Linked DNA regions of Homo sapiens: region 2 is linked to region 1. A link is an interaction called in ENCODE POLR2A ChIA-PET data of the cell type or tissue named here. Cell type or tissue: A673. All regions are shown on one strand. Each heading gives the region's core, and the rest is flanking DNA. Links, peaks and the distances in the headings are about the cores only. Region 1 overlaps XPO4 (exportin 4). Region 2 overlaps ZMYM2 (zinc finger MYM-type containing 2).

The links. Peaks named below come from ENCODE experiments on the same cell type or tissue, not always from the same donor. Only the 100,000 strongest peaks of a DNase experiment are listed, where the experiment ranks them.
Region 2: POLR2A ChIA-PET joins it to region 1 with 7 read pairs; 2 of 35 experiments call an interaction of 5 or more read pairs at or near these places.

The regions. Positions count from the first base shown.
Region 1 is chr13:20,882,073-20,897,304 of GRCh38, reverse strand. All of the region lies in intron 1 of XPO4 (exportin 4), which reads left to right. Among named protein-coding and RNA genes, the nearest start is that of XPO4, 13 kb to the left of the region's middle. In A673, for the core only: no CTCF peak of the experiment used is centred there; no DNase peak of the experiment used is centred there; H3K27ac peaks cover 989 bases.
Region 2 is chr13:20,077,202-20,081,718 of GRCh38, reverse strand. All of the region lies in intron 21 of ZMYM2 (zinc finger MYM-type containing 2), which reads right to left. Among named protein-coding and RNA genes, the nearest start is that of LINC01072, 23 kb to the left of the region's middle. In A673, for the core only: no CTCF peak of the experiment used is centred there; no DNase peak of the experiment used is centred there.

The DNA of each region.
Region 1 (15,232 bases), core at 4,253-8,252:
GAGCATTTATGTAGTAGATATTTCCTGAGACCTTCAATGTGTAAGGTACACTGCCTTTATTTTTTTGTAACCACAGTACACGTCATAAAAATGAAAATTTTAATTAATTGAACCTACTTTTCTTATTTGAAAGATGCATTATAGTAAGTATGCATTTTTGTTTATTTCAGCCCTGTCTTGTAGTACCTGCGGTGGCACTAGATATTAGAAAACTGGCACAGCATTCTTTTTCTCAAAAAAGCTAATTAATAGGAAATTTATGTTTCAAATTCAGTTCAATTAAATGTGTATTTGCAGTTGGACTTGTGTCACACTAATTGGAACATAGCCAGTGATCCAGAGAAGAAATGCAAAAAGGCATTTGAAATCATCCATAGATGCCTAAAAGGCAGTTGTTAAAATTTAACAGCATTTTATGATTAAAACAATTGGATAAACTAGGAATTGAAGGGAATTCTCAATATGATAACAAATAGTTATCTGAAACCATGTATTAAATGATGATATCCTCAGAAGTAAAACGGGAGTCCTAATATAACTGTTATTTAATACCTTCTGGAGGGTCTAACTGATACAGTAATACAAAAAATGGGAATAAGTGCAGATATTGGAAAGAAAGGCCAAAAAATGATTATTTGCAGGTGATATGACATTTCGGAAAAAAAGTTTAAGCAAAATAACTAAGACTGTTGGAACCATTAGTTCTTTGGAAAGATGACCAGATGTAAGAAAAATAAATGGGTTGCAAGATTTCCTTTATATCAGCAGTGATCAGCTTAAAATTGGAAAAAAGATCCCATTCTGTTAGAAAGAAAAACTGTAGAAATAAATTATAGGGCACTGATAAGAAACATGCACCATTTTTGTGAAGAACATGATACAGCTTATTTGCAGAATATAAAAGAGCTGAATTAAATGAAGGCTATGCTCCTTGGTCTGAAAGGTCAATCCGGTTAAGGTGGCAATTTCTCCCTCATTCATCTCTAAATTGAATATAATGTCAATCAAAATCTCTCTTTCCTCCTCACCCTTTTCTGAGGTGGGAGAAAAATTAATTGATTAGAAAATATATCTGGAAGTCTGTGAAGGGTTTGGGGACTTGATGTAGCAACTATTACAATGTATTCAGAAGCTAAAGTAATTGAAACATAGCATTGGCATAGGAAAAGAATAGAAAGTTAGAATAGTCTAGAAACAGAACTAAGAATAAAATGTTATTTCACATTGTAAAGGTATAGGGAAGTATGCTACAAGTTTTCGATACAAGAGCCTTCAATATATAGCTGACCCCCAGCTATTTCACTTCTGGCCATTTATTCAGTTTATGGAAATACTTGCTTATACACAAAGAATGTTTACTGTAGTGTACTTTGCTGTAGTGAAGATTGAAACAACGTAAATGTCCAGTTACACCAAATTGATTTAATATACTGGTATTCTTTATAATGGAATTTTATGGAACTCTTAAAAAATATGGTATATCTAAAATGTGATAGCTTTTTTTTTAAATGGGAAGATCTGAATGAACATGGAAAGATACTCAAAATAAGACGAAAAATTGCAGAATAGAATATATGATCCCATTTCTGTTTTCTAGAAAAAGTTCTGTATATATTTGTATATGCATAGAAACGGAAATGGAAGGCTTATACTAAACTTCTTTTTTTTTTTTTGAGACAGAGTCTTGCTCTGTCACCCAGGCTGGAGTGCAATGGTGCGATCTCGGCTCACTGCAACTTCTGCCTCTCAGGTTCAAGTGATTCTCCTTCCTCAGCCTCCCGAGTAGCTAGGATTACAGGCATGCACCACCACACCCAGCTAATTTTTGTGTTTGTAGTAGGGACAGGGTTTCACCTTGTTGGCCAGGCTGGTTTTGAACTTCTGATCACAGGTGATCTGCCAGCTTCAGCCTCCCAAAGTGCTAGGATTACAGCTGTGAGCCACTGTGCCTGGCCTATACTAAACTTCTAAGAATGGCTGCATAGGGAATGAGATTGCACATGGGAGGAGTGCTTAATATAGTTTTAATATAGTTTGAATTTTTTACAATATAAAAATTTAGACCATAAATTAATACTCCGTTTTAGTAAATTTGAATGTTGCATGCATTTCTATTTTCTTTTCTTTGAGATGGAGTCTCACTCTGTTGCCTAGGCTGGAGTGCAGTGGCGCAATCTCGGCTCCCTGCCACCCCTGCCTCCCGGGTTCAAGCAATTATCCTGCTTCAGCCTCTAGAGTAGCTGGGACTACAGGTGCACGCCACCATGCCTGGCTAATTTTGGTGTTTTTAGTAGAGACAGTATTTTACCATGTTGACCAGGCTGTTCTCAAACTCCTGACCTCAGGTGATCCGCTCGCCTCGGCCTTCCAGAATGCTGGGATTACAGGCGTGAGATACCACACCCAGCCTGAATGTTGCATGTGTTTTAAAAAAATCTACCTTTTTTTTTTTTTTTCTTTGAGATGAAGTTTCACTCTTGTTGCCCAGGCTGGAGTGCAATGGCGCCATCTCGGCTCACTGCAACCTACACCTCCTGGGTTCAAGTGATTCTCCTGCCTTAGCCTCCCCAGTAGCTGGGATTTACAGGTGCCTGCCATGATGCCTGGCTAATTTTTTGTATTTTTAGTAGAGACGGGGTTTTACCATGTTGGCCAGGCTGGTCTTGAACTCCTGACCCTCAGGTGATCCACCTGCCTTGGCCTCCCAAAGTGCTGGGATTATAGACGTGAGCCACCACACCCGGCCAAAAAAAAAATCTACTTTTAAAATCTACTTCCTTGAATGTCCTGCAATTATTTTTATGTTGAAGAATGTTCAAAGCTGTATCATGGTTCAGACTAAGACTAGGTTTGTGGTTTTGCATTTATAGACTTATAAATGCAAATGCAGGGCATTCCATTTCCACAGATTTGTTTAATCACTGCTAAGTATAATATAACCTTGTGAATAAATAAAAGGAAAAATGTCTTTTGAGTGAGAAAGAGCTAATAGAAAACTAATAAACTTTATTCTGAAAAAGAGATAGGGATTCACTCTTTCTCTGTTTGTAATTATGGGAAAAATTAGGTCCATTGTAATTTGACAATATTTTAGAGAAGGGTTTTTCAGAGTTTAGAACATGCATAACCAATCTTAGGGTGATTATTAAAACTGCAGATTTCTGGCTGGACACCGTGGCTTACACCTGTAATCCCAGCACTTTGGGAGGCTGAGGCGGGCAGATCACCTGAGGTTGGGAGTTCGAGACCAGCCTGACCAACATGGAGAAACCCTGTCTCTACTAAAAATACAAAATTAGCTGGTGTGGTGGCGCATGCCTGTATTCCCAGCTACTCGGGAGGCTGAGGCAGGAGAATCACTTGAACCCGGGAGGCGGAGAATGCAGTGAGCCAAGATCATGCCATTGCACTCCAGCCTGGGCAACAAGAGCGAACTCTGTTTCAAAAACAAAACAAAACAAAAAACTGCAGTTTCCTTTGCCTTACCTACGGAGGTTCTAATTTAGGAGGCCATGTTTCTTTCTTTTTTTTTTTTTTTGAGACAGAGTCTCACCCTGTCAGCCAGGAGTGCAGTGGCGCAATGCACGTTTAGGCTCATTGCAACCTCCGCAACCTCCGCCTCCCAGGTTCAAGCAATTCTCCTGACTTGGCCTCCTGTGTTCCTGGGATTACAGGCACGTGCCACCATGCCCGGCTAATTTTTGTATTTTTAGTAGAGACGGGGTTTCACCATGTGAGGGAGTTTCACCATGTTGGCTAGACTGGTCTCGAACTCCTGACCTCGTGATCCTCCCACCTCGGCCTCCCAAAGTGCTGGGATTACAGGCATGAGCCACCGTGCTTGGCCATGGAGACCGTGTTTCATTCCATATCCTCATCTTTTTTGTCTTTCTTAGTGGGTCTGAAGGGTCAGTATAGTGAGTGGGTGGCCTCTGCCTTGTATCCGAGCCATAAGACTGTTTCTGTCCACTGTCTTTGTTGTCCAGCCAGGGCTACCTACATAATTTGCAGGGCCCAGTGAAAATGAAAATGTAAGGCCTCTTGTTCACAAAAAGCAGGGGAAAAGTGCCATTAAGTGTTGTGAAATATAAAGCATTTTTCTTTAAAAATGTTTGCACCTTGTGAGGCTTTGGATAAGTTACTGCCTTTCCAGCTTCTGTTGACTCTTTTCCAGTCGCTTTTTCTCTTCATCAGCCACACTAGCTTTTTTGCAACCCTTCCCACTTGTGTCCTGTGTCCTGTCACAGGGCCTCTCATATACTAGTCCTTCTGTCTGGAATGCTTTTCTTCCCTGTCACTTCATCCTTCAGTTCTCTCAGTAGTCAGTTTCTCAGGGAAGCCTTCCTTAGCCTGCCTGAAAGGTGAGATTCACCTGTCCTTTTATAACAGTGTAGTTCTTTTATTTTTTTTTTTTTATTTTTTACTTTTTGGAGTTACTCTAAAACCCAGCTGGAATGCAGTGGTGTGATCATGACTCACTGCAGCCTCAAACTCCTGGGCTGAAGCGATCCTCCCCCTTTAGCCTCCCGAGTAGGTGGGACCACAGGTGCACGCCACCACACCTGGCTATGTTACAATGTTTTTGTAGAGACGAAATCTTGCTGTATTGCCCAGGGTGGTCTCAAGTTATTGGTAGTTCTTTTATAACACCTTATTTATGTGATTGATTAATGAACGTTGGTCTCTCTTGCTGGACTCTAATGTATATTTGTTCAGGGACCCTGTTTGCTTTTCCTTGATTATGTGTGTCTAGTACAGGGCTTGGCACCTTGTTGCTCAGTAATATTTGTTGAATGAAAAAGGATGAATAAACGAGGAAGGGAGTAGTGTGAAATGAGACTAGGGAAATAGAGGCTGGGTTATCTTAAGGTTTTGTTTGCTATAATAATTAGCTTGAATTCACACAGTATAAAATTTGGCTGGGCATGGTGGCTCACACCTGTAATCCCAGCACTTTGGGAGGCTGAAGCGGGTGGATCACCTGAAGTCAGGAGTTTGAGACCAACCTGGCCAACATGGTGAAACCCCATGTCTACTAAAAATACAAAAAATTAGCCAGGCATGGTGGTGCATGTGTGTAATCCCAGCTACTCAGGAGGCTGAGACAGGAGAATCGCTTGAACCCAGGAGGTGAAGGTTGCAGTGAGCCAAGATCGTGCCACTGCACTTGCAGTGAGATTGCACCACTGTACTGCACTTGGAGTGAGCCGAGATCATGCCACTGCACTCCAGCCTAAAAGAGCAAAACTCCATCTCGAAAAAAAAAAACAAAACAAAACAAAAAAAAACTTGTCAGATTTGTGGTTTTGATGTTCGACTGGCAGCAGTGTGAAACATCCTGTCTGTAGCTCCACTTCCCTGGGTGGATAAGGCAGAATTGCTTGAGTCCAGAAGTTCAAGCCTGGGCAACATAGCAAGACCCTATCTTTTTTTTTTTTTTTGGAGATGGAGTCTTGCTCTGTCACCCAGGCTGGAGTGCTGTGGTGCGATGTCGGCTCACTGCAACCTTCACCTCCCGGGTTCAAGCAATTCTCCTGCCTCAGCCTCCCGAGTAGCTGGGACTACAGGCATACGCTGCCACGCCTGGCTATTTTTTTGTATTTTAGTAGAGACAGGGTTTCACTATGTTGCCCAGGCTGGTCTTGAACTCCTGAGCTCAGGCAGTCCGCCTGCCTCAGCCTCCCAAAGTGCTAGGATTACAGACGTGAGCCACCACGGCTGGCCCAAGAGCCCATCTTTTTTAAAAAAATAGAGAAATAATAACCACTACCTCAGGGAGTTAGTGCAAAGATAAAATGATTTAACATACATTGAAAGAAAAGTGTTTAGTATAGTGCCTGGGGTATAGTAAGTGCTCTGTAAATGTTAGCTGCTATTTTGTACTTTAATGTATCAAATAACATGGCATCAAATCAAGATAACCTTATAGTAAGCACTTGATAAATACATGTTGAGTTAATTAGATTTCTTCTAGAGTAACACTAGCTGATAGAACTTTCTGTGCTGATGGAAGTGTTCTTTATCTGCTCTCTCCAATGTGGTAGCCACTTACCACATTCGTCTTGAGCTCTTGTAACATGGTTAATGTAAGGGAGCCACTGTGGTAGTGGCTACTGTGTTAGACACCACAAGTCTAGAGTGTGGCCGTTTGTTCTTTTTTTTTTTTTTTTTTTTTTTTTTTTAAATTGAGATGGAGTTTTGCTCTTGTTGCCCAGGCTGGAGTGCAATGGCTTGATCTTGGCTTACAGCAACCTCCACCTCTCGGATTCAAGCAACTCTCCTGCCTCACCCTCCCAAGTAGCTGGGATTACAGGCGTGCACCACCATACCATGCCTGGCTAATTTTGTATTTTTAGTAGAGACGGGGTTTCTCTATGTTGGTCCGGTCAGGCTGGTCTCAAACTCCTGACCTCAGGTGACTGGCCCACCTTGGCTTCCCAAAGTGCTGAGATTACAGGCATGAGCCAATGCTCACAGCCTGCTCCTTTTTTTTTTTTTTTTTTTTTGAGGCAGGGTCTCATTCTGTTGCCCAGGCTGGAGTGCAGTTGCGCAATCTCGGCTCACGCCATCCTCTGCCTCCCAGGCTCAAGCAGTCCTCCAGCCTCAGCCCTCTGAGTAGCTGGGGGTACAGACAGACACCAACCATACCCAGCTAATTTTTGTATTTTAGTAGAGACAGGGTTTCACCATGTTATCCAGGCTGGTCTTGAACTCCTGAGCTCAAGCGATCTGCCTGCCTCAGCCTCCCTAAGCGCTGGGATTACAAGCATGAGCCACCTTGCCTGGCCATGCTCTTTGCGTATTTCTTCTGATTTGTAAATACTGATTTCAATTTCTTTATTTCTTTTTTTTTTTTAGACAGAGTCTTGCTGTGTTGCCCAGGCTGGAGTACAGCAGCACAATAGCAGCTCACTGCAACCTCCACCTCCTGGGCTCAAGCAATCCTCCCACCTCAGCCTCCCAGGTAGCTGGGACTATAAGCATGGGCCACCATGCCTGGCTAATTTTTGCATTTTTTGTAGAGACAAGGTTTGTCTGTGTTGCACAGGCTGGTCTTGAACCCTTGGGCTCAAGCGATCCTCCCACCTCAGCCTCTCCAAAGTGCTGGGATGACGGGCATAAGCCACCGTGCCCAGCTCCTGATTTAACATTTCAAATAATTCTTATAGGTTCTAGCTCATTATTTCTGGTTGTTGCATTCCCACTGTCAAAATGCAATACTGATTTTAGATATTAAATGCATCCTTAACAGGTTTCTGTCTTCTTATTACTTCTGGTTCTTTTTCTTGCTCTAGCATCAGCAAAGCACAATGCTTTTGACAACATTGGTGGCACACAATATTGGTGAAGAGAAGATGAATATTCTTTGCTTTGTAGTTATAAATCATTTTCATTTTTAGATTTATAAATGGCAATTAGAGTCATCAAAACAGTTTTTCATTAACTTTATATATACACCTACCTTTAGCATTTGCCCACTTACGAACTGTATCAAGCAAATTTTTTACACACAAATCAAAGAAGATGAAAGAATGATATCACATGTCGTTTCAGCAAAACAGATTGTTTTGGATTCTTGTCACAGAATATTGGGTAATGATGTAATTCTCGTGTAATGACTGTCAATGAGATTACCATATTTTTTTCCTTGGAAGTATGTTCGTTCATTGATTGTTGAGTTGGAGAAAATTCATTTAGGGCAGGATTTCTCAAACTTGCCATTATTAGCATTTCGGGTGGATACTTTTTGTTGCTGAGGGCTGGTTCGTGCATTGTAGGATGTTTAGCAGTGTCCCTACCCTCTATCCACTAGTTGCCATTAGTGCTCCCCAGTTGTGGCAACCAGAAATGTTTCCATACACTGCCAGATGTCCCTTGGGGGACAAAATTACCTAAATTAAGAACCACTGATATAACATCATCATCTGAAGACTCAAGGTCTGAGATGACACTTACGTGATCCATTTTACCATGATTGACAGCATCTAGAGCAGTTCAGTCTGTAGAAACTTTCTGCAGTAATAGGAATATTCTGTATTTGTGTTTTGCAATGTGATAATTACTAGCCATGCGCACATGGCACTTGAAATATCCCTAGTATATCTGAGGAGCTAAATTTTTAATTAACTTAAACTTAAACAGTCTCATGTCTAGTGGCTACCGCATTGAAGAACACAAAAAGAGTGTCTTTTTGCCGGGTGCAGTGGCTCACGCCTGTAATCCCAGCACTTTGGGAGGCCAAGGTGGGTGGATCACTTGAGGTCAGGAGTTCGAGACCAGCCTGACCAACATGGTGAAATCTCGTCTCTACTAAAAATGACAAAAAAATTAACTGGGAACTGGGCATGGTGGCACACGCCTGTGACCCCAGGTACTTGGGAGGCTGAGGCAGGAGAATCACTTGAACCCGGGAGGTGGAGGTTGCAGTGAGCCGAGATTGCACCATTGCACTCCAGCTTGGGCAACAAGAGCGAAACTGTCTCAAAAAAAAAAAAAAGTGTCTTTTTGCCTTCATCCTCTGACTTATCTCATAATTGTGAATGTGAAATGTCTTTTGTCAGTTTTCTTCTCTTTGTCATTATGATTGGGAAATGAAAAATTTCTAATTCTCAACAGTATTCAATGAAACCTTTCAAAAAAGACCACCAGACTGGGTGCAGTGGCTCATGCTTGTAATCGCAGCACTTTGAGAGGCCGAGGCAAGCAGATCACTTGAGCCCAGGAGTTTGAGACTAGAGTGGGCAACATGGCGAAACTCTGTCTCTACAAAAAATAAAAAATAAAAAATTATCCATGTGTGGAGGCCTGCACCTGTAGTCTCATCTACTCAGGAGGCTGAAGTGGGAGCATCCATTGAGTCTGGGAGGTCAAAGTTGCAGTGAGGTATGATTACAACACTGCACTCCATCCAGCCTAGGTGACAGAACAGACCCTGCCCCAAACAAAACAAAACCCCCACCAGGTTTCTTTTATATCTTCTCAAAAGATCATGCCATATACTTGGGGCAATGTAGTAAAAAAAATTGAGGGTAATGTAATAGGGTTGATTTATTTAGTTATTGCCTCTCTCTTCCATATCATTTCATCATTCATTTTCTTATTATTTTAGTCTTTTTTTTTTTTTTTTTTGAGATGGAGTTTTGCTCTTGTCGCCCAGGCTGGCATGCAATGGCACAATCTTGGCTCACTGCAACCTCTGCCTCCCAGGTTCAAGCCATTCTCCTGCCTCAGCCTCCCGAGTAGCTGGGATTACAGGCGTACACTACCATGCCTGGCTAATTTTTCTATTTTTCGTAGAGACAGGGTTTTGCCATGTTGGCCAGACTGGTCTTGATCTCCTGACCTCAAGTGATTCACCTGTCTCAGCCTCCCAAAGTGCCGGAATTACAGATAGGCGTGAGCCACTGAGCCCGACCTCTTTTTTTTTTCTTTTCCTTTCCTTTTTTGAGACAGAGTCTGACTGTCGCCCAGGCTGGAGTGCCGTGGTATGATGTTGGCTCACTGCAACCTCCACCTCCCGAATTCGAGTGATTCACCTGCCTCTGCCTCCCAAGTAGCTGGGACTACAGGTGTGCACCACCACGCCAGGCTAATTGAAATTTTTTTATTTTGAGTAGAGATGAGGTTTCACCATGTTGGCCAGGCTGGTCTCAAACTCCTGACTTCAAGCGATCCACCAGCCTCAGCCTCCCAAAGTGCTGGGATTACAGGCATGAGCCACAGTGCTCAACCTTGTTTATTTTCTAATCTTAACTCTGTTTTGCATTTCTGGGATACCTAACTTGGTCACAGTGTATATTATTATCGTCATTATTATTTTTAACATCCATTGTTGGATTTGGTTTATGAAATATCTTTTTATTAATATTTTTAATTGACATAATTGCATACGTTTGTGGGGTATAGTGTAATGTTGTAATGTTTTAATATATATATACAACGTGGAATGATTAAGTCAAGTTAATTAACATATCCATCACCTCCCTTATGTGAAGTATCTTAAGATTTCTTCTTCTGTGTTCATGAGTAGGATTGATGTATAAATTTCTTTTCCTCCACTGTCCTCATCTGGTTTTGCTATTGGCATATTTATGATGATATGCTAGGCTCTTAAAATGGCGTAAGGAGTGTTTCCTGTTTTGTAGTCTCTTGAAGAAATCTGTATAGGATTGGAATTGCTGTATTTATCACAATAAATTTGTTTGCTATCCTTTTATTTATTTATTTTTTTTTTGAGACGGAGTTTCGCTCTTGTTGCCCAGGCTGGAGTGCAATGGTGCAATCTTGGCTCACTGCAACCTCCGCCTCCCAGGTTCAAGCAATTCTGCCTCAGCCTCACGAGTAGCTAGGATTACAGGCATGCACCACCACACCTGGCTAATTTTGTATTCTTAGTAGAGACAGGGTTTCTCCATTTTGGTCAGGCTGGTCTCGAACTCCTGACCTCAGGTGATACGCCCGCCTTGGCCTCCCAAAGTGCTGGGATTACAGGCATGAGCTAACACGCCCAGCCCTGTTTGCTATCCTTTTAATGTCTTTTTATTTTCCAAGGCATCTGTAGTTGCTTTCTCTTTTAATTCTTGCTTGTTTATATATTTGTGTTTTTCCTCTCCAATTTTATTAGTTATTCCAAATAAAGAACTTTTGGCTTTTTTGTTTATTGTAAACTATAGTTTTATTTTGTTTTGTTTTGAGACAGAGTCTTGTTCTGTTGCCCAGGCTGGTGTGCAGTAGCGTGACCTCTGCAGTCTTGAACCCACCGCATCTTGGGTTCAAGGGATTCTCCTGCCTCAGCCTCCCGAGTAACTGGGATTACAGGCATGAGTCACCACTACAACTAATTTTTTATATTTTTAGTAGAGACAGGGTTTTACCATATTGGCCAGGCTGGTCTTGAACTCTCAACCTCAAGTGATCCACCCGCCTCAGCCTCCCAAAGTGCTGGGATTACAGGTGTGAGCCACGCGCCCAGCCTGGCTTATACATTTTCTGATTTCCATTATGATTTTTTTTCATCCTTGAATTTTTCTAGTTTTTGTTATTGTTATGTTAAATCAATTTCTTACTTAATTGCTCTTGGTCAGGTAATATGTCACATACATACCAGTTATTTAAAATTTGTTTGGATATGCCTTACAGTCTAGTGTGTTGTCAGTTTTTGTTCAGTATGTGTTTGAAAAGAATGTGATATTCACTTAAAGGTGCAATGTATTTATGCTATTAAATCAAATTCATTAGATACTTCTGTCTCCTAAGCTAACAGTTACTGAGAGTTACATGTTAATCTTCCACTCTAGTGTATTTGTTGGTAGTTCTGTTTTGTTTTGTACGTATAAATTGTATTGCATGCCATTGTAGTTAAACCTTTTATAATTATGAGATGGCCCAGCATCTTTTAGTAATATTTTGCCCTAAATTCTGTTTTTCTCTGATAGCTACATCAATTTCATTAACTTTATTTTGATTAGAATTTTTTTCTACTTTTGTAAACTTATTTTATTTTTTCATTGTTATTTTAAAAATTGTTTTGTAGAGACAAAGGCTTGCTTCATTAACCAGGCTGGTCTTGAGCTCCTGACCTCATGTGATCTTCCTGCCTTGGCCTCCCAAAGTGTTGGGATTACAGGCATGAGCCATTGCATGAGGACTTTTTCCATCTTTGTGCTTTCAACCTTTCCATGCCCTTGAGTTTTATATGCATTTCTTATAAACAGCATAATTTTGGATTTTCTTTTTTATCCAGTCTGTCCATCTTAGTTTTTTATGTAGAGCATTTAGTTTATTACATTTTCTTGTCATTACTGATAAATTATAACTTATTTGTTATCTTACTGTGTGTGCATGTGATTTTTTTCTTTCTTGCCTTCTTTTAGGGTTTGATAATCTTTTGTTTCTCATTCCATAGTTTGTTGTCATAAACTATGTTCTTAGTTTTAATATCTTATTGACCACAGTAAACATTTTAACATGCATATTCAATTTAGTCCAAAGATAATATGTATATTCTGTCCCAGCCAGAGTAATACAAAGACTAGCTTAAAAATACCTCTCTCCTGGCTGGGCACGGTGGCTCATACCTGCAATCTCAGCACTTTGGGAGGCCAAGGCAGGCGGATCACCTGAGGTTGGGAGTTCGAGACCAGCCTGACCAATACGGAGAAACCCCATCTCTACTAAAATACAAAATTAGCCAGCGTGGTGGCGCATGCCTGTAATCCCAGCTACCTGGGAGGCTGAGGCTTGAACCCGGGAGGTGGAGGTTGCAGTGAGCCGAGATTGCACCATTGCATTCCAGCCTGGGCAACAAGAGGGAAACTCCGTCTCAAAAAACAAACAAACAAACAAAAAAACAAACCAAAAAAACCTCTCTTTTTACTTAATGCGCTATTGCTGTCCAGAGTTTTAATTGTCTTTTTTCATTTTCTCAAACTAATCTTTACTTGTTTTTGTGTTAAGAGACAGGGTCTTGCTGTGTCACCCAGACTGAAGCACAGTGGCTTAATTAAAGTTCACTGCAGCTTCAAACGTTTGGGCTCAAGTGATCCTCCTGCCTTAACCTCCCAGGTAGAATCATTTTAAAAATACAATACTTGGCCACGTGCAGTTGCTCATGCCTCTAATCCCAGAATTTTGGGAGGCTGAGGCAGGAGAATCACTTGAGCCCAGGATTTTGAGACCAGCCTGGGTAACATGGCAAAAATCCCATCTCTATAAAAATACAAAAAAATTTAGCCAGGTGTGGTGTCATGTGCCTGTGGTCCCAGCTACTCCGGAGGCTGAGGTGGAAGGACTGCTTGAGCCTGGGAGGTTGATGCTGCAGTGAGCCGAGATTGTACTACTGCAGTATACCCTGGGTGATAGATTGGATTGGATTGGATTGGATCGGATCGGATCGGATCGGATTGGATTATATTGTATTTATTTTTAAGAGACAGGGTCTCACCCTCTTGCCCAGGCTGGAGTGCAGTAGTGTGATCTTGTCTCACTGCACCCTTTGCCTCCTGAGCTCAAGTAATCCTGCTTCAGCCTCCTGAATAGCTAAGACTACAGGTGGAGGCCATCATGCCCAGCTATTTATTTATTTGAGAGACAAATCAATTTTTGAGACTGCCTTGTTGCCCAGGGCAGTCTTGAACTCCTGGGCTTAAGCGATCCTCCTGCCTCCGCCTCCCAAAGTGCCAGGATTACAGGTGTGAGCCACCTCACCTGGCCTTAGTGAACGTATTTAACAATATGTTTGGCCGGGTGTGGTGGCTCATGCCTGTAATCGCAGCACTTCAGGAGGCTGAGGCATGCGGATCACCTGAGGTTGGGAGTTCAAGACCAGCCTGGCCAACATGGAGAAACCCCATCTCTACTAAAATACAAAATTAGCTGTGTGTGGTGGCGCATGCCTGTAATCCCAGCTACTCGGGAGGCTGAGGCAGGAGAATCGCTTGAACCCAGGAGGCGGAGGTTGCGGTGAGTGGAGATCACGCCATTGCACTCCATCCTGGGCAACAAGAGCAAAACTCTGTCTCAAAAACAAACAAAAAAACCCAATACAATACGTTTACTCCATAGTCTTTTGCATTCAAGATCATTAATTTGGATTCACTTTACTTGAAGTATTTTCTTTAGAATTTTTTTAGGGAAGAGTACTTTGGTGGTAAACTCTCTTGGTTTTTATTTGTAGGAACATGCTTTCATTATACTCTAATCCCTGAAAGATCATTTTTCTAGATAGACATTTCTAGGTTAATAGTTATTTTCTTTCAATACCCTGAAAATGTTATTCTGGTCTCTCTTGTCTGACTTAACTTATTGCTCTAAGAAATACAGTTTAGTCTGTTATGCCTTACAAATATCTTTTTTCTTTGACTGCTTTTAAGGTCTTCTCTTTGAATTCTTCAGTTTCACTGTGATATCAGTAATACGATTTTTCCTCCTTTTCATTTAGTTTGGGATTCATTGGGTTTTCTGATTTTTAGTGTTTCTCATCAATTTTGGAATGCTTCTTTTCTTTAGCTTTGAGTCTACATCTTTCCTTTCTTTCTCCTCACCCATTGAAGCTCCATGCTGTGTCAGGCAAGGCCTGCCAAGAAACACTCAAAGGTGTAATTGAAGAGAGTTAACGAAGATAACTATTGACAGAGGCTTGGGGAGGGGTAAGATGTAAGGGAACCGCAAAGGATGGTAAAGCCATTCTCAGGGCCTGCAAGGGCAGGGCGGGATAGTGGAGAATTGGAGAGAGCTGTAGTTGTAGGGGAGAGCAGCCTTAGGGAGCTGTGGCTTTTGGTGGGAAAAAGGAAGCACTGGGACAGAGTGAGGAAGCCTGAGTCATGTGGTGTCTAGAGGTCAGCCTCTCGGGGCTCTGAGTACAGCAGAGAATGGATGGTCCCTTTATTCTCTTACACTCCCTGCCTTTTTTTTTTTTTTGAGACTGAGTTTTGCTCTTTTGCCCAGGCTGGAGTGCAGTGGCTCCATCTCGGCTCACTGCAACCTCTGCCCTACTGGTTCAAGCGATTCTCTTGCCTCAGACTCTGGAGTAGTTGGATTATAGGTGCCCACCACCACACCTGGCTAATTTTTGTATTTTTAGTAGAGATGGGATTTTGCCATGTTGGCCAGGCTGGTCCCAAACTCCTGACCCCAGGTGACCCACCCACCTCGGCCTCCCAAAGGGCTAGGATTACAAGCATGAGCCACTGCGCCTGGCCAATTCTCCTAGACTCTTTATGATGTGGTTTGGATGTTTTGTCCTCTCCAAATCTCATATTGAAATGACTTCTGATGTTGGAGGTGGGCCTAGTAGGAGGTGTTTGGGTCATGAGGTGGATCCCTCATGAATGGCATGGTGCCTCCCTCTGAGTTCACCGGAGATCTGGTTTAAAAGAATGTGGCACCTCCCCCCACTTGCTTTCTTTCTTGCCATATGATATGCTGGCTCTCCCTTTGCCCTCTGCCGTGATTGAAAGCTCTTGGTCTCACCAGAAGCTGAGCAGATGTTGGTACCGTGTGTATGGCTTGCAGAAACATGAGCCAAATAAGCCTCTTTTCTTTATAAATTACCCAGTCTCAAGTATTCCTTTATAGTAATGTGAAGGGACTATCATGCTTCATGTTTGTGCCTTCCTATGTTTGTAATAATTTCCCATATCTGTCTTCAGTTTTTCCCAATTTTCTTTTCTTTCTTTCTTTTTTTTTTTTTTTTTTGAGACCGAGTCTTACTCTGTCGCCCAGGCTGGAGTGC
Region 2 (4,517 bases), core at 518-4,517, 810 kb after region 1:
GTGTTTATTATATAGTGCATGAAGAAAAATGTAAATTTTAAAATAAAAGTGTTTTTTTCTTTTTAGTTTTTTTTCTTATAAAGTAAGAGTTATAATTAAGGTAATGACTAAAGAAAAACACTGAGTGGTAAGAATGAGAGGAAATGTTATCTGTAGCTATTGAAAGCTCTCTTCTAGCACTCTGACTTTGTCAGGCTAACGCTTTTTTCTTATTGTCTCTATATTCCTAATTCTCCACCTGTAAAACAGTGCAAATTTATGAATCTTGTAACTTACTGTCACAAACCTAGAAAAATCTTAACAGTGAGGGTGGTTACAGAATCATTTAAAGTATAAACATTAGTGGGGCTTAAAGAGAAAATAACATAAAATTATATGATAACAGCACAAAGAATGGAAGGCAAGAATTGGGAGTACACTGTTCTAAGGCTCTTAAACTACATGTGAAGTAATATAATATTATTTGAATGCAGACATGTTAATTAAAGATGCAGATTGTAAACCTAAGGTAACAAGTAAAACTTAAGAGGTACAAATAATAAACCAATAGTGGAAATAAAGTGGAATCACAAAACATATTAATTCAAAGGAAGGCAGAAAAAGATGGAAAAACAAAGAACAGATAGAATACAAAACAACCAGAAGGATAACAGATTTTAATTCAATGACAGCAGTGATCATATTACACTAAGCCAAGGTTAGGAAACTAGAGTCCTGGAGCCATATCTGGCCCATGCCTATTTTTATAAAGTGTTCTTGGAATACAGACATACTGGTTCATTTGCATACTGTACAGCAGCTTTCATGTTACAGCATAGTTGAATGTCTGCATGACATACAAGCATGACCTGTAACCATGTACCATTTGGTCCTTTATTTAAAAAGTCTGTTGGTCCCTGGTCTAAACAGCAATTAAAAGACAGATACTGGGGTGGGAGTGGTGGCTCACACCTATAATCTCAGCACTTTGGGAGGCCAAGCCAAGCAGACAGCTTGAGCTCAGGAGTTCAAGACCAGCCTGGGCAAGATGGTGAAACCCCGTCTCTACAAAAAATACAAAAATTAGCCAGGCGTGGTGGCATGTGCCTGTAGCTCCAGCGACTTGACGGGCTGAGGCAGGAGAATCACTTGAGCCTGGGAGGTCAAAGCTGCAGTGAGCCATGAGATCACACCACTGCACTCTAGCCTGGGACAGACCGAGGCCCAGTCTCAAGGAAAAAAAAAAAAGAGACAGATATTGTCGGATTCAATTTTTTTAAAGGCAAGGTTCGACAATATGCTGTCTACAAAAAGCCTATTTTAAATAAAAGAACAGATAAGTGAAAAGTAAAAGAAAAAATGTACACCATGTATACACTAATCAAAACATAAGAATGCCATCATCTGAGTTGATCCAATGTTATTCAAACTAGTCAAAGGAATATTAGTCAGCAAAATTCTAAAATAGTAGAACAAAAACTCCTAATTAATGTCTTTCAAATACAATGATAGACCAACTGATAAAAGCCTGGCAAATCAAGAAAGTGACAATGCTAGGTTTCTCCCCTGCTTTTGGGTTAGTTAAAGGGTTGATGCTCTAAAAATAGCATTTCCTAAACTACCTGGAGATCCTCATTGTTATGAATGAGAACAGCAGTGATTGCTTAAAATATAACATCATGATTCCAGCTATTTAACGGGACTATAAACTTTTGCATTGTTTCTGGATTTCTAAATATACAAACTTAGTTGGGTATTACATAAAACAATCACTAAAGTAAAATCCCCAAGTTTAGAATAGCAATTTATATTTTTTGCTTTTATCATAAAGCAACATGTGTAATAAAAAATGAGGGAAATGATTCTGAAATAATTATTTTCATCTGTAAATCTAGTACAAAGAGAAAATTTCTATGTAACATTTAGAACCTTAGCAATAATAAACCAAAAACTAAGTTCCCAACTCAGCTCTACTAAAAGCAGTTCCTAAATGAAGTGCGAACACTTAATCCTCCTGAAAAGGTTTCTCTAGGCAATCCATGATAAATGATCTGCTGTTCTTGTTACAGAATGAATTACAAAATGTTTTATTACTTATTGTGGTAGTATGGGAAGCAATGCCATATTATTGTTGCTGTTATTTTCCACCATAGGCAGTCACAACTTACAAACATCTAATCTATACACATATGGCTCCCTTAGCACCAAAGCCCTTGCAACCAATGAGAATCTACAGAAGAAATCCTGTGTGTGGTTTCAGGAACAGAGGCAAAGGAGAAGCTGCGAAGAAGAGCAGCAACTTATAGATAGAATAGGCCTGTCTGAAGAGTAGATTTCTTAAAAAAAAATCATCACAGAAAGTCTTCAATTATGGGATTTGAATTCATTAAGTATCCTTTTTTTTTTTTTTTTTTTTTTTTTTTGAGACAGAGTCTTACTCTGTTGCCAGGCTGGAATGCAGTGGCGCAATCCCGGCTCATGCAACCTCTGCCTCCAGGGTTCAAGCGATTCTCCTGCCTCAGCCTCCCGAGTAGCTGAGATTACAGGCACGTGCCACCACACCCGGCTAATTTTTGTATTTTTAGTAGAGACGGGGTTTCACTATGTTGGCCAGGATGGTCTCCATCTCTTGACGTTGTGATCTGCCTGCCTCAGCCTCCCAAAGTGCTGGGATTACAGGCATGAGACACCGCGCCCAGCCAATAAAAGTATCTTTTTTTTTTTTAAATATAAATTCCTTTTTTAAGAGTTACTGGTCTCTCATTTCACTTAGATTTCTTTGGGACTATACATGAGAAAACTAGAGTTCCCTAAATAATTTTGGAACATCTGTAAAGAGCAGTACTGAATGATAAAAATGTAACATGTTATACATTTAACTTTATTCTAGTAGCCACATTTTAAAAGTTAAAAAGTATAATATTTTACTTAACCCAATATATCCAAAACATGTAATCCCAACATATAATATAAAAATATTTAACATTTTAAAAATACCAATTCTTTGAAATCTTGTATATATTTTATACTCAGAACACTTCTCATTTCAGACTACCCACATTTCAAAGGCCCTGTTTCTTATGGATAAAAAATGCTTTGTAGGGCAAAGCAGCACGTTGACAGATATCTACTTAAACAGAAATTATGGTACTAGTACTTGAGAAGCAAAATGAAAATCTCATAAAACACAGCTAACAGAGAGTTGAAAAGCATGTATTTTAGATATGTTCAGACTATTGGCATGTTTGTTCAGACAAGTATTGTCACTAATATGACAAACATATGGTCAAATGTTTCGGAGAGCTAGCTAAAGCAAGAAACACTGTGTGCAAACAATATACATAACAATTTATAAAATTAAATATTGGGAATATAAGACATTCATAATTTGAGGGCTATTAGATAGATTCTACTTCTAAGTCTCTCAAATCAGTTGTTTTATTAAACGTTATATGAATAAAGCTTCATTAATAATAATATAAAATAATCCACCATTAATTTAAGCTATCAATCAGTAGTTCTGCACAATAATTTGTGTTTCAATGAAAATATTCCAGCTTTCAGATGCTACGCCCAAGAAAAAAAAAATTTCAAGTATCATCTTTAAAAATACTTAAAACTGGCCAGGTGCAGTGGGGCTCACGTCTGTAATCCCAGCACTGTGGGAGGCCGAGGCGGGTGGATCATGAGGTCAGGAGATCGAGACCATCCTGGCTAACACAGTGAAACCCCGTCTCTACTAAAAATACAAAAAATTAGCCGGGCGTGGTGGCGGGCGCCTGTAGTCCCAGCTATTCGGGAGGCTGAGGCAGGAGAATGGCGTGAACCCAGATCACACCACTGCACTCCAGCCTGGGTGACAGAGCAAGACTCCCTCTCAAAAAAAAAAAAAGAAAAAAACTTAAAACCTTTTCATGTTTCTCCCTGGATAAAGATGAAATCTAAACATTTTATCAAGGAATAGAGGCCTTTGTGGTATGACTCTTACTTACCGCAGCCCTCAGCCTCAATACCCCAAAGCTTTCTCCACTTCACATTATACATTCCAGCCAGGCTAAGTAGTTCCTGGTAAACTGTGCCCTTGTACTGCCATTGTCCCTCTCTCATCCCTTTGCTGAATAAATTTCTATATGTACTTCAAAACTCAATTTAAAATTTAAAACTCAATGTCATCTAAATTCCTATACTTTTTCATTGTATATACTTAGGTAGAATTAATTAGTCCCAATTCTGTGTTACCAAGTCTGTATACAACACGAGCATAACATTATTTAAATATTATTTGTCTGTGTATTTCAACTCTTTCAGTGGAACATATTGTAATGGCTTTTAATTCAAACTGCTCACCAGATTCAAAATTTATGAGCTGTGTAACTTGGGCAAGTAACTTTACTTCCTCATAAAAAAATGCTGATAATTATAGTAAAGTTGTTGAGAGGACTGAATGACACATCAAGCACGTAGCATAGTATGTGGAAAGCAGTAAACAGTCAGTAAATGTAAGTTGTCAACATGCTTATCTCAGTCTCCAAAGCCTA